Regions from separate parts of the Homo sapiens genome. Here region 2 is linked to region 1. The links are chromatin loops, found by intact Hi-C in ENCODE. Cell type or tissue: psoas muscle. All regions are shown on one strand. Links, peaks and the distances in the headings refer to the core of each region. The heading gives the core; the rest is flanking DNA.

Region 1 (5,375 bases), core at 1,690-4,189:
AATAACCCATTGCTTGATTCAATAAATGACATCAGTTCTTACAGTTCTTTGGCCCTTAAATACCAACTGATACGCATTCAATTAAGTCAGTAAGTTAGTGACAGATGTGAAATATGGGATTTATTTGTATAAACATAAGCAATAACTCAGGATTCTCTTCATTTTCAAAAAACTAATGATATTAAAGCATCATCCAAGGACACACAACTTATGACTTCAGTTTATCCATGCAAAGAGACCTCTTAAAAACGGAAGGTAACTTTGAGTCATTTTCTGTCTCTTCCTCCTTTCTTCTTCTTTCCCCTTTCTCTGTATCACTTTTATTTTAAAAAATGGTGAAAATAACTTATGAGAGAATAAAACACCAAAAGAGTCAGACAGAGAGAGTCTGAAGCTGAAGGGGAAAGTGAGGACCAGTTGTGGCAACATTTCCAGAGGTGGCAGCCAAGGAGCTGCAGATAGCAGAGTTTATTTATAGTTAAAGTAAAGTGAACAGAGATGCCTTGTGATGATGTTGGCTGTGAATTTTTGTTTCAAGGAAGTAGAATAAATAGTACACCTACCTGAAACAGGAGAAAACTAAACTTGGAAAATCTCTTCAATGACAGAAATAAAAGGAGTTGTGAAATTATGCTGCCTGGTACTTTTGCTGTTGTGTGATTCCTTTGCAGTAGATGAATAATTCAATCTCAAGCTCCCCAGTGGAATACTTTGGGGCCTCTACATGAATCTCATAAATATCAAATTTATTTGCTTGTAGTCATTACCACATGCTAAAGAAAATGAATTTCACTTATTCTCCACTACAAGATCATCAGAAAGTACAGAAAATCTGACCATTCCTAAGAAGAAGAGTTAGATTTACTTTCCTTAAGATTTAAGGCCAAGTTCAATAAATAGTGAGTCACTGTACCTGCTACATTATTTTATGTCTGAAAGCTAGAAATGACCTAGCTTATTATATTCCTCCTACCCAGTGTGTCTCTAGCCTGTGCTAGACATGTTCAGAGTTGGAAATCTACTACATTTTTGGACAGTGCTCATGGTTAGGGAGCTCTACCTTATATTAAGATGAAATCTGCTTTCTTGAAAGTGATTAGCCTACTGACTCTAGTTCTGTCTTCTAGAAAAATTTGGAGGATTAATCCTATTCCTGAAAAAATAATCTTTAAAATAATCAAGGTTAGCTTCTGGATGTCCCATAACAGCTCTTCTGTAAGTTAAAGAGCTAAATATACCTGTTGCTTTAACTATTCCAAGAATGATAGATGCATGTTATTCTGAAAAGGTATCCGTTACCATTATTTTTAAATTGTAGATTTCAGGTCTAACTAGGGTTCTAAAGTTGGTACAAGCAAATTGTCTACACATTTTTTTTTTTTGCTTATACACATCCTAAGATATTTTAAAAATAACTGCTAGGCCCCTCACACATTTTTAAGTTATCATCTAATTTTATGTTTGAAAATTGTCATGTTTATTTCCCAACCTAGTGTTTATATTTGTTAAATACATTTTCATCAAAGTTTTGAACAGTAGATTTTCCTCATTCAGTTTGTGGAAAATATTCACCATGGAGAAAATATTCACCATAGAAAAACCAGAGGTTACTGGACAACCATTCAGCCAAATCAGCGTAATTTTCTCACTGACTATACCTGATTTCATTTGTCAAAGCAGATAAATGTGTTAATATGCATCTCCTTGACAACTCCTCACTACTCAATTCTAGGAGACATAGGTAGATAAGACCTACAGTGCTGCCATATATTTATCAGCTGGCTGAAATATGGCACTACCCTCTGATAATCTCTTACCTACCTGGGCTCATTTTGCTTTTATTTTTTTTAATGGAAATTTCTCTCAGGAGCTGTGTGTCATTGAATTGTCCCTTTGTTTGAAAGCTAGAGGTTTTATATTCTGGGACTGTGCCCCAGGTCAGTAAAATTTAGGATAGATGAGAAGAATAACTCTCTCTCTGTGTGTGTGTGTGTGTGTGTGTGTGTGTGTGTGTGCGCTTGTGTGTGTGTGTTCAGTAACTAATGGGAACAGGGTGCTCGTTTAGCAGATTTCATGGTGGAAGGCAGTTTGCCATGCACATTTTCACTGAACTAGATTTAAGGACAAATCAAGATGAAAGAAGGAAAGTGTTCTCATGTTCCTGCAACTTGTATAGTAGTGTCATTGGATCCTTAGGGTGTCACTTCGCCAGCTGGAAACCTCTGTGGGCAGTGGCACCTTCTGCTTGAGTATTGCTCTTGCCTGCTGGGCTTGTTATGCTGACTTGGCCTGGCAGGCTGTACTCAGCTCGCGTTACTGGCCTGGATGCCACGAGCCAGGTGGGGAGTGGCAAGGGGTGTGTGAGCAAGCGAGCATGGGGTCTGGACACTGAGCACAGCCAGGCACACTGCCTGCTGTAGTGTGGCAGGTAGTTCCAGGTGCCAGCTTTGTGCAAGGCTGAGGCTGGACCAGATGTACCACTAGAAGCTTCTGCTGCAGGCACCAGCATCTGGATGAGGAAAAGATGGTGGCACCCAAAAACTCAGAGATGCCAGGAACCACAGAGCCCCAAAGAGAGTGTTATAGCATGTCACATCCCTGACTTAGGGAGCCCCGAGGTCTGGGCTCCCAGAAAGGCCACAGCTCTTCTCTCCTTATTATTGCCCACAGCTTGGTGAGTGAGGGGGCGAGTTTTGGGGGGATGTGTTTCAGCCTGTTTGTGTTACAGGTCTCTCAGTCCCACTGTCCCACTCTGGCCACAGCTCTTGGGCTGACCCTGTACCGCTGCTGCTTCCTGTCTTGTGGGGCAACCACCCAGCACTGGTGGAGGGATATAGTGTTACAGCAGTTCTGGCCATGGGTATTCTAAGGTCTGGGCCCCGGAAGGGTTGCCACTCTTCACTCCTGCAGTCCAGGACTGTGTCGCCACCTGCAGCTTAGCGAGCTGGCCAGGAATGTGTTACAGTTCCTTTCACTCCCTGCATTTGTCAATTCCCGAGTTCCTGTCCCATGTCCAGGAGGAATGAATTTATGTGGACAACTGGAGGGTAAGCAAGGAGGAGAGCTTTATTGAGTGACAGAATGGCTCTCAGGAGACCTGAAGTGGGTAGCTCCTTTCTGCAGGCTGGTCATCCTGACAAGTGTCTGACTCTGGCTGAGTCTGGGGTTCTTAATATGCTCAGAATGGAGGAAGCGCATGCTGACTTGTCCATAGGCAGACATAGGCAGGCCTGGAAAAAGCACCATCTGACTGGCTGAAAGACATCAATGAAGTTCTCACTCCTGGTCATGAACCCCACCTGGAACTGGGAGCCTGGCCCCCAAGCTTCAACCTCTCCCTGGCTTGAAGGTGGGGTTTCACTGGGGACCTGCCCCTTCCCTCCTAAGAATCTGTGTGCCTCCCGCTGCCATCAACATTACATCCACAGTGCACAGGCTGTTCCTGCTGAGGGGCACCCACAGGCCCACGACAAGCTGCCCTCAGTACCTCAGCCTCCCTCCCACACTTGTCGGTGCTCAAAGTCTGGAAGGGGCCAAGGGAACAGGGGGCTTGTACGTCAGTGCTGCCCCAAGTACACGCACACCCGGCCAGGCTGTGACAGCCCTCGGGCTTAGCCATAACTTTGCTCTGCACTGGAGTCGGCACCAGGAGCAGGAAAAGGTTTGTGAGTGGGAGCAGGCACTTCTGAGCCTGCAGGGGAAGAGGGCTTCCTGAGCTCCCAAGAGTGCAGGGATGCCTGGGTCTGGAGCTGCAGCTGGGCAGCTGTAGCTGCACCTGCAGGCAAGGACTCCCTCCCTGCCAACTCAGTAGGGTATGGGGCTCCCACTGGGATCACCAGTTACCAGCCCCCACCGAGCGCACAGCCCTGGTCGCACCTCCCCCACTGCAGCTGGAGTCCTCACAGTGGCCACCCCAGATGGGCCCCTGCCACCATCATTAGGGAGCTATCGTATTGGCTCTGTCTTTAGAGCAGACACCAAGTATTTTTTGCGTGCTTCAAGCCTTCGCATTGCAGATTGTCAACATTTAAGTAACATGGATGTATACATCTGTCTCTAAGTAGCCAAATGTGAATCTAATACACTCCTTCTAAAATAACTCAGAGCCTTGGGGGAATAAAGGGTTTCCCAAAAACAATTTGTTAGAGTTGGGTCTATGAAGAGCGTGGGAAGAATATAGAATTCAGAATAAGATGTTCCTGAGTCTCCCTGTTCCCTGTTTTTTGTTTGTTTGTTTGTTTGACCAGCTATATACCGTCAGCATGCTTCTTTGTAATTATGGGTCTCCATAGGTTTTACTGTTTTTCTTTTTTTGTCTTGAGACAGTCTTGTTTTGTCACCCAGGCTGGAGTGTAGTGGCACAAACTCGGCTCACTGCAACATCCACCTCCCAGGTTCAAGTGATTCCCCTGCCTCAGCCTCTGGAGTAGTGGGATTACAGGTGTCCACCATGATGCCTGGCTAATTTTTGTATTTTTAGTAGAGATGGGGTTTCACCATGTTGGCCAGGCTGGTCTCAAACTCCTGACCTCAGGTAATCTGCCTGCCTTGGCCTCCCTAAGGACTGGGGTTAAAGGCCTGAGCCACCCACGACTGGCCATTACTGTGTTTCTTACTATGACTTCTCTTAGCTCCCTCAACCCATGCACATGCTTCTAATAGGTATTTCCCTAGGAGTCTCATCAGATTTAAACTTCTTCGATCATTTTTCAGTCTCAACTAGCTATTTGCAAGTGTATTTCTCCTAGTGACTGTTTAAAAATATAATGTCCAGTAGAATACCAGATGATAAGAATGGATTAGCTGGTGAGGCAGGGAGCATTACAAATGTTTTTTTGCTGAGGAGTGTTAAAAGAAAAAAACTTCAGTTGAATTAAATTTAAAGGAGTTTAATTGAGCCATGAACACTACATTAATAGGGTAGCCTGCCGAGCCCAAGTAGGCTCAAAGACTCCAGTGCAGCCACGTGGTGGAAGATTTATGGACAGAAAAAGGAAAGTGAGGTACAGAAAACAGAAGTGAAGTATAGAAATTGCTGGATTGGTTACAGTGTTTGCCATATTTGAACATGGTTGGAATAGTTGGCTATTTGGCCAAAACTCGCTGATTGGCCCAAGTGTAGGCAACGGTCTGTTTATACCTCTGCTGGTTATAGTTCACGATGTACAGAAAAACCCTTAGGCCAAACTTAAAATATGTAAGGAGGCAGCTTGAGGCTAAACTTAATTTAAGAGGAGGAAGAAGGAGTAGGAGAAATGAGTGCCATCGATGCTGTTTATTTTAACAGTAAGGACAAAAAGTCTGAAAATTCCAAAAACAGTATCCTTTTCAACACAGCAAGTTTCTATCCCGTCTTTGTCTAACCCTTTAAAATC
Region 2 (5,375 bases), core at 1,195-3,694, 210 kb before region 1:
GCTACTCAGGAGGCTCAGGCATGAGGGTAGCTTGAACCTGGGAGGTGGAGGCTGCAGTGAGCCGAAATCACACCACTGCACTCCAGCCTGGGTGACAGAGCAAGACTCGGTATCAAAAAACAAACAAACAAACAAACAAACAAAAAGTTGTCTACTACAGGAAATTATCAGAAAGTAGTCATGGCCATACATTTACATCATGTATTGCAGTATAATTTTCATCAGGAATAAAGCTGATATTTTTATCTTCATCTGCCTCTCTCCAAGTCTTTCTCTCAGTTGAATTTGAATTCAGATTAGGTGACAACGTTTTCGTTCTTATAGATGAGAACACTTCTGTTCTTACCTTTTCCTCTTCTCATATTTTTTTCTTTCTCACTCACGTTAATAAACCTTGCTAGTTTTTCAAGATTCAGCCTCAGTATGATAGCCCTTAAGAAACTCTTAGCTCCAAGGAGCCAATACTAACACACACATCAATTGCTGGAGGTATTATCTAAGTATGAAAGGAAAGATAACTAGAATTATTTTTCTTCAATAGGAAAACAGAGTTTGGAGGAGGGCATTCTTTCAGTAAACTCTACTCCTAACCCAGGCTCTGAAGGTGAAGCTGGAGGCACTCACTTATTCACCTCTTTTTTGATCAAACTTCATGCCTTTCCTACAGAATAACTTCATTTCTTTAAGATAAAGTTCATAAATTTCTCATGCCCTTCTTCTTACCTCCATGCAATGGAATCTTACAGTTTAGCAGAGCATTTTAGACTTTGTGGGGTGAATAGTGATGCCTGTCACCCCACCTGCACCCATTTTGGAGATGTGTAGAGACTAACATGGTCGCTAATCAATGTGCAAGATTTTTTTAGGCATCATACATCTTACACCTATACTGAGGAAATAGTGTTTTGTTTATTGAACAAAAGCTACTCAGGTTTTTAGGAGTCAGCGGGTTCTCTACTATTCTGTAGCATGATTGGTTTCTTATCTCCTCTAGTTATAGCCAATTGGAATAATAAAAAAGCTCATTAGCTTTCTAATATTTGTTCCTGTTATTTCCAGGAATATGTATCAGTCTTAATATAATCTTCGATTCAGCAGTCCCATTCTGATGGATGATGTGTATGTGTGTGTGTGTATATGTGTGTGTGTGTGCGTGAAATGTTGCCAATATTTTCTACTGTATTAGCAAACAAAAAGAAATAATAAACTAAGTATTCAATACAGTAAGATAGGTGAAGAGGGAACATGACAGAGAAAAGAAGGAAGGGATTTATAAAGGGGAAGAAGCCTTTAATACTGTAGGCAAGAAAACAAAAATAAATGTGGAAAATAAAATGAAGTGCTTGTCTGGCAATACGGCTATAAAATGATGCTTTTGTCACTTTACACAGACAAATTTAGATATCTAGATTAAATAGTCAATATAAAGAAATCATAACTAAACAAAATTACTCAAAATATTTGATTAAATCAATAACCAAAAACTCCCCTGGAAATTTCTACTTCTAAATATCACTTTACTTACAGTTTCATAGGTGCATTTCTATCAGGCCTACAAGGAACCATAGATTTTTATGATGAAACAATTCTAGAGCATAGGAAAAAAATAAAGCTCCTCATATTATTTACTGTAGATTATATTGTAAACACACCAAAATCAGGCATGATTAAAATACATACAGAAGAAGATGAGGGGAAGGAAGTTTCTAAATTCACATGAGCACCAGTTATGAATAATAACTTGTTACTATGATGCTATGCCTAAAATCCAGGGGCTTTAAGAAAATAAGAAGTCTCTTTAGACTCTGGCTGAGGAGAAGATTTTAATTCAAATTTTGATTGTGACAGTGAAAAAGAAAGTGCTATACAATTATATGAATAAATATCCTCTGGCAGTTAGTATGTTTTATGAAAGACAATAGGTACTTTTGATTCAGAACTGCCAACTCTTCCACATAAAAAAGAAAAGTTGTTATTAATCAACAATGCATCTTACAATAGAGGGCATCTTAAAATCTAAGAAAAATGGCAGCCAAAGTAGTGGAGTCAAAGAGGAAGTTCAAAAGAAGCAGCCTTGGAGGGCTAATTAAATTCTTATAAATATAAGTGAAGTAAAACTTCAAGTGAGGATGTTTGCTTGAAGAAGGCTTGAAGGATTAATTAAAATATCACAAACTGGGTTAAGTATAACTTCAATTAGGAAGGAATGGCATAGATTACAAGGATGTAGAGGGCCAGGGCTTTAGCTCAAGAGGCATTGAAAGGAAAGAACCAAGAGGAACATTCACAGAAGAAACAAAGATCAATTTGAGGAGGAATAATTATTTCATGTGAAAGAACTGAGTTTCAGTCCTTCATATTAGTCAAATGAAGAAAGGCATGTTGGGACGGATTGGTGCATAACACGTAAGGTACATGGAGAAATATGAGATTGGGAATGGTGTCATGAATATAATTAAGGTTACAATAATTATCACATCTGGGCTGTGACTGTCTTCCAAAAGAAATGTTATGGGGGCCGGGCGCGGTGGCTCATGCCTATAATCCCAGCACTTTGGGAGGCCGAGGCGGGTGGATTACGAGGTCAGGAGATCGAGACCATCCTGGCTAACATGGTGAAACCTCATCTCTACTAAAAATACAAACAAAAATTAGCCGGGTGTGGTGGCGGGCACCTGTAGTCCCAGCTACTCGGGAGGCTGAGGCAGGAGAATGGCATGAAACTGGGAGGCAGAGCTTGTGGTGAGCCGAGATCGTGCCACTGCACTCCAGCTTGGGCGACTGAGCAAGACTGTCTCAAAAAAAAAAAAAAAAGGAAATATTATGGGAAGTATGTTTCAGCCATACACTTATCTCCTGAATACAAGAAGAGTGTTCAAAGACTTTTACCTGAAAGCAAGGAAATAGATTTAGGGAAATGTGATGGTAATCTTGTATGTCAAATTCGTGGGTCACCAGGAACCTAGATATTGGTCAACCATTATTCTCTGTGTTTCTGCAAGGATGCTTTTAGATAAGATTAATATTTAAATTAGTGGTCTTCAAGTAAAGTATATGTTCTCTATAATGTGGGTAGGCCTCATCCAGTCAGTTGAAGGCTTGAAAAGAACAAAATGAATGCCCTTCCCTGAGGAAGAGAGACTTCTCCAGCAGATTGCCTCTGCACTTCATCAACAGCATAAGCTCTTCTCAGTTCTATAGAAGATGGCCCTTAGACTCAAATTGGAACACTGACTCTTCTGTGTCTTCAGCCTATCTGTCCACCCTCCAGGTTTTGGGCTTCCCAGCCTCCATAATTGTGTGAGCCAATTTCCTGTAATAAATCTCTTTCTATAAATATTAATATTCTATTTTTTCCTGTTTCTCTGGACAACCTTGGTTAAAACAATAAATAAGCAAAAATGTATTTATGATGTCAGAAATTTACATGTAGCTACTAAGATTAAAGGAGTGAAGGATTTTTTTTCCTTTGTCCAGACATGTTAAAACATAGGTCTATAAATGGAAGGCAGTGGTAAAAAATTACTACTTTTTTCCTATTTAATTTAATGTATGAGATATTTGTAATACACGCAGTGGTATATGCTGTTCATATATTCAAACATATACCTTAAATGTTAAAGAACATGCATGAGAATGATACACTCTGACTTTGGGACATTAGCCCCTAAAAAAGAGAAAGGAAGGAGAGGGGCCTGAGAGAGTGAAACTTCACTTGTATTTATGAATATGTGAAAATCAAATAGGGCTAACTCTCTAATCTCATAGGTAGGTACTTTATTGATTTTAACATTTTCTGTACTTTTGTGTGTGATTAAAATATTTTATAATCAAAATGGAAATATTAAATAAAATGAAAAATAAATCATCTAAGATAGAATATAGATGTAAGTTTCTTTTTTATTCTGTGGGACAGTTGCAGAGGAAGGCATTCATTGACCATCCATAAACTACTATTAGTTGTGCCAAGTGTTGTAGATATGACTAACCCACAAGACCAGCCTCCTTCACTTAGAAGCTCAGTCTAGAGATTGACACAAAGAAATGCAAGAGATGTCTTTCAACCAGAGGCATCACAGACAATGGAGGAAAAGATTCTGCTTCAGAGAAAGCACAGAGAAGGCCTCTTAGAAGAACCCATATCTGAACAGTTTCAAAAATGAATGGGAATTTCCTATAGTCAAAGGTTAGAAAAGGTTTATTGGACATCAGTGGTTTAAAGGCAAGAAATGACAATATGATCAATGGAATAAAATACAGATTAAACTACAGTAATAACAAAAATTAATTTATCAAAGGTTTTAAAACTTGAAAGAGGTAAAACCTATATAATTTGGTGCTAAAAGCAGGGGGGAAAAGGCAAAAATGGATGTCTAATAGGAGAGAAGTATTACTTTCCTTCTGGATATCCGAGAAGGATCAGTCTGTCAATGAATCTTATGTAAGATAAGCTTAAGTATACAGAATGAAGACAAAAGCTAAAACAAAATAATTATAAATAACAAAGTCATTCATCGACAAAGAAAAGGAGTAGGAAAAGTTAAAAGACAAATTAAAAAAAAAAAACCCACCAACTTAAAAGACAAACCAAAATAATGAAGAGAAAACTAAAAGGTCAAACTGAAATGAATTCACTACTAAAGAAAGTGTCAATTATTAGGAAATTTACTAAATACATTCTGATACATCCACTTCTTGTACTATTATGAAACACACATAAAAAGGGCTATGAAATCTTTGCATCATAAAGCAAATATTTATGGTATAGTGGGAGACACAATTATTTGTATGTCATGCTTATTATATGTTACTAATATAAGCAGGGACACCCCTAGGGTGTACAGACACTGAACAATTTTCTGCGGGTTATTGTCTATATAAATAATTTTATTTGTTAGCAATGTATTACAAGATTAATTGGTCCATATAATACACAGTGATTAAGTGGTGAAGATTTAGAATAATGGATAGAGAAAAAGTTAGGTATTTGCAATTGTATGATTAGTACATGTATAGATTCTTCACAGTATCCAGGCATCACATTTCTTCTTTTTCAGGTCCAGAAGCTATATCTTTGAGTTCTTTCTTATCACATGTCCCATTTTGCCTACTTTTCTATTCCTATTGTGAGAAGAAAGTAGCAATGCTGTTATTTCTTTTTTTTTTTTTTTTTTTGAGACAGAGTCTTGCTCTGTCTCCCAGGCTGGAGTGCAGTGGCGCAATCTCGGCTTACTGCAAGCTCCACCTCCCAGGTTCATGCCATTCTCCTGCCTCAGTCTCCTGAGTAGCTGGGAGCAATGCTGTTATTTCTAACAATGCCTCATGGTGGACCATCAGTAGTCCAAAGCCCTGACCTCATCTAGTGTCAGAAAGTC

Evidence for each region. Hi-C counts contacts between places; a loop is a spot of excess contacts. Peaks named below come from ENCODE experiments on the same cell type or tissue, not always from the same donor. Only the 100,000 strongest peaks of a DNase experiment are listed, where the experiment ranks them.
Region 2: it touches region 1 in a loop (2.8-fold over the local background); 1 of 110 quality-filtered maps calls a loop at or near these places.

What each region holds. Positions count from the first base shown.
Region 1 is chr17:53,790,165-53,795,539 of GRCh38, reverse strand. No RefSeq gene overlaps it. Among named protein-coding and RNA genes, the nearest start is that of KIF2B, 30 kb to the left of the region's middle. RefSeq lists an enhancer at 3,627-4,127. In psoas muscle, for the core only: a CTCF peak has its summit at 2,945 (motif pointing left); DNase peaks (open chromatin) are centred at 2,299 and 2,879; H3K4me3 peaks cover 392 bases; H3K27ac peaks cover 1,721 bases.
Region 2 is chr17:54,002,207-54,007,581 of GRCh38, reverse strand. No RefSeq gene overlaps it. Among named protein-coding and RNA genes, the nearest start is that of KIF2B, 180 kb to the right of the region's middle. In psoas muscle, for the core only: no CTCF peak of the experiment used is centred there; no DNase peak of the experiment used is centred there.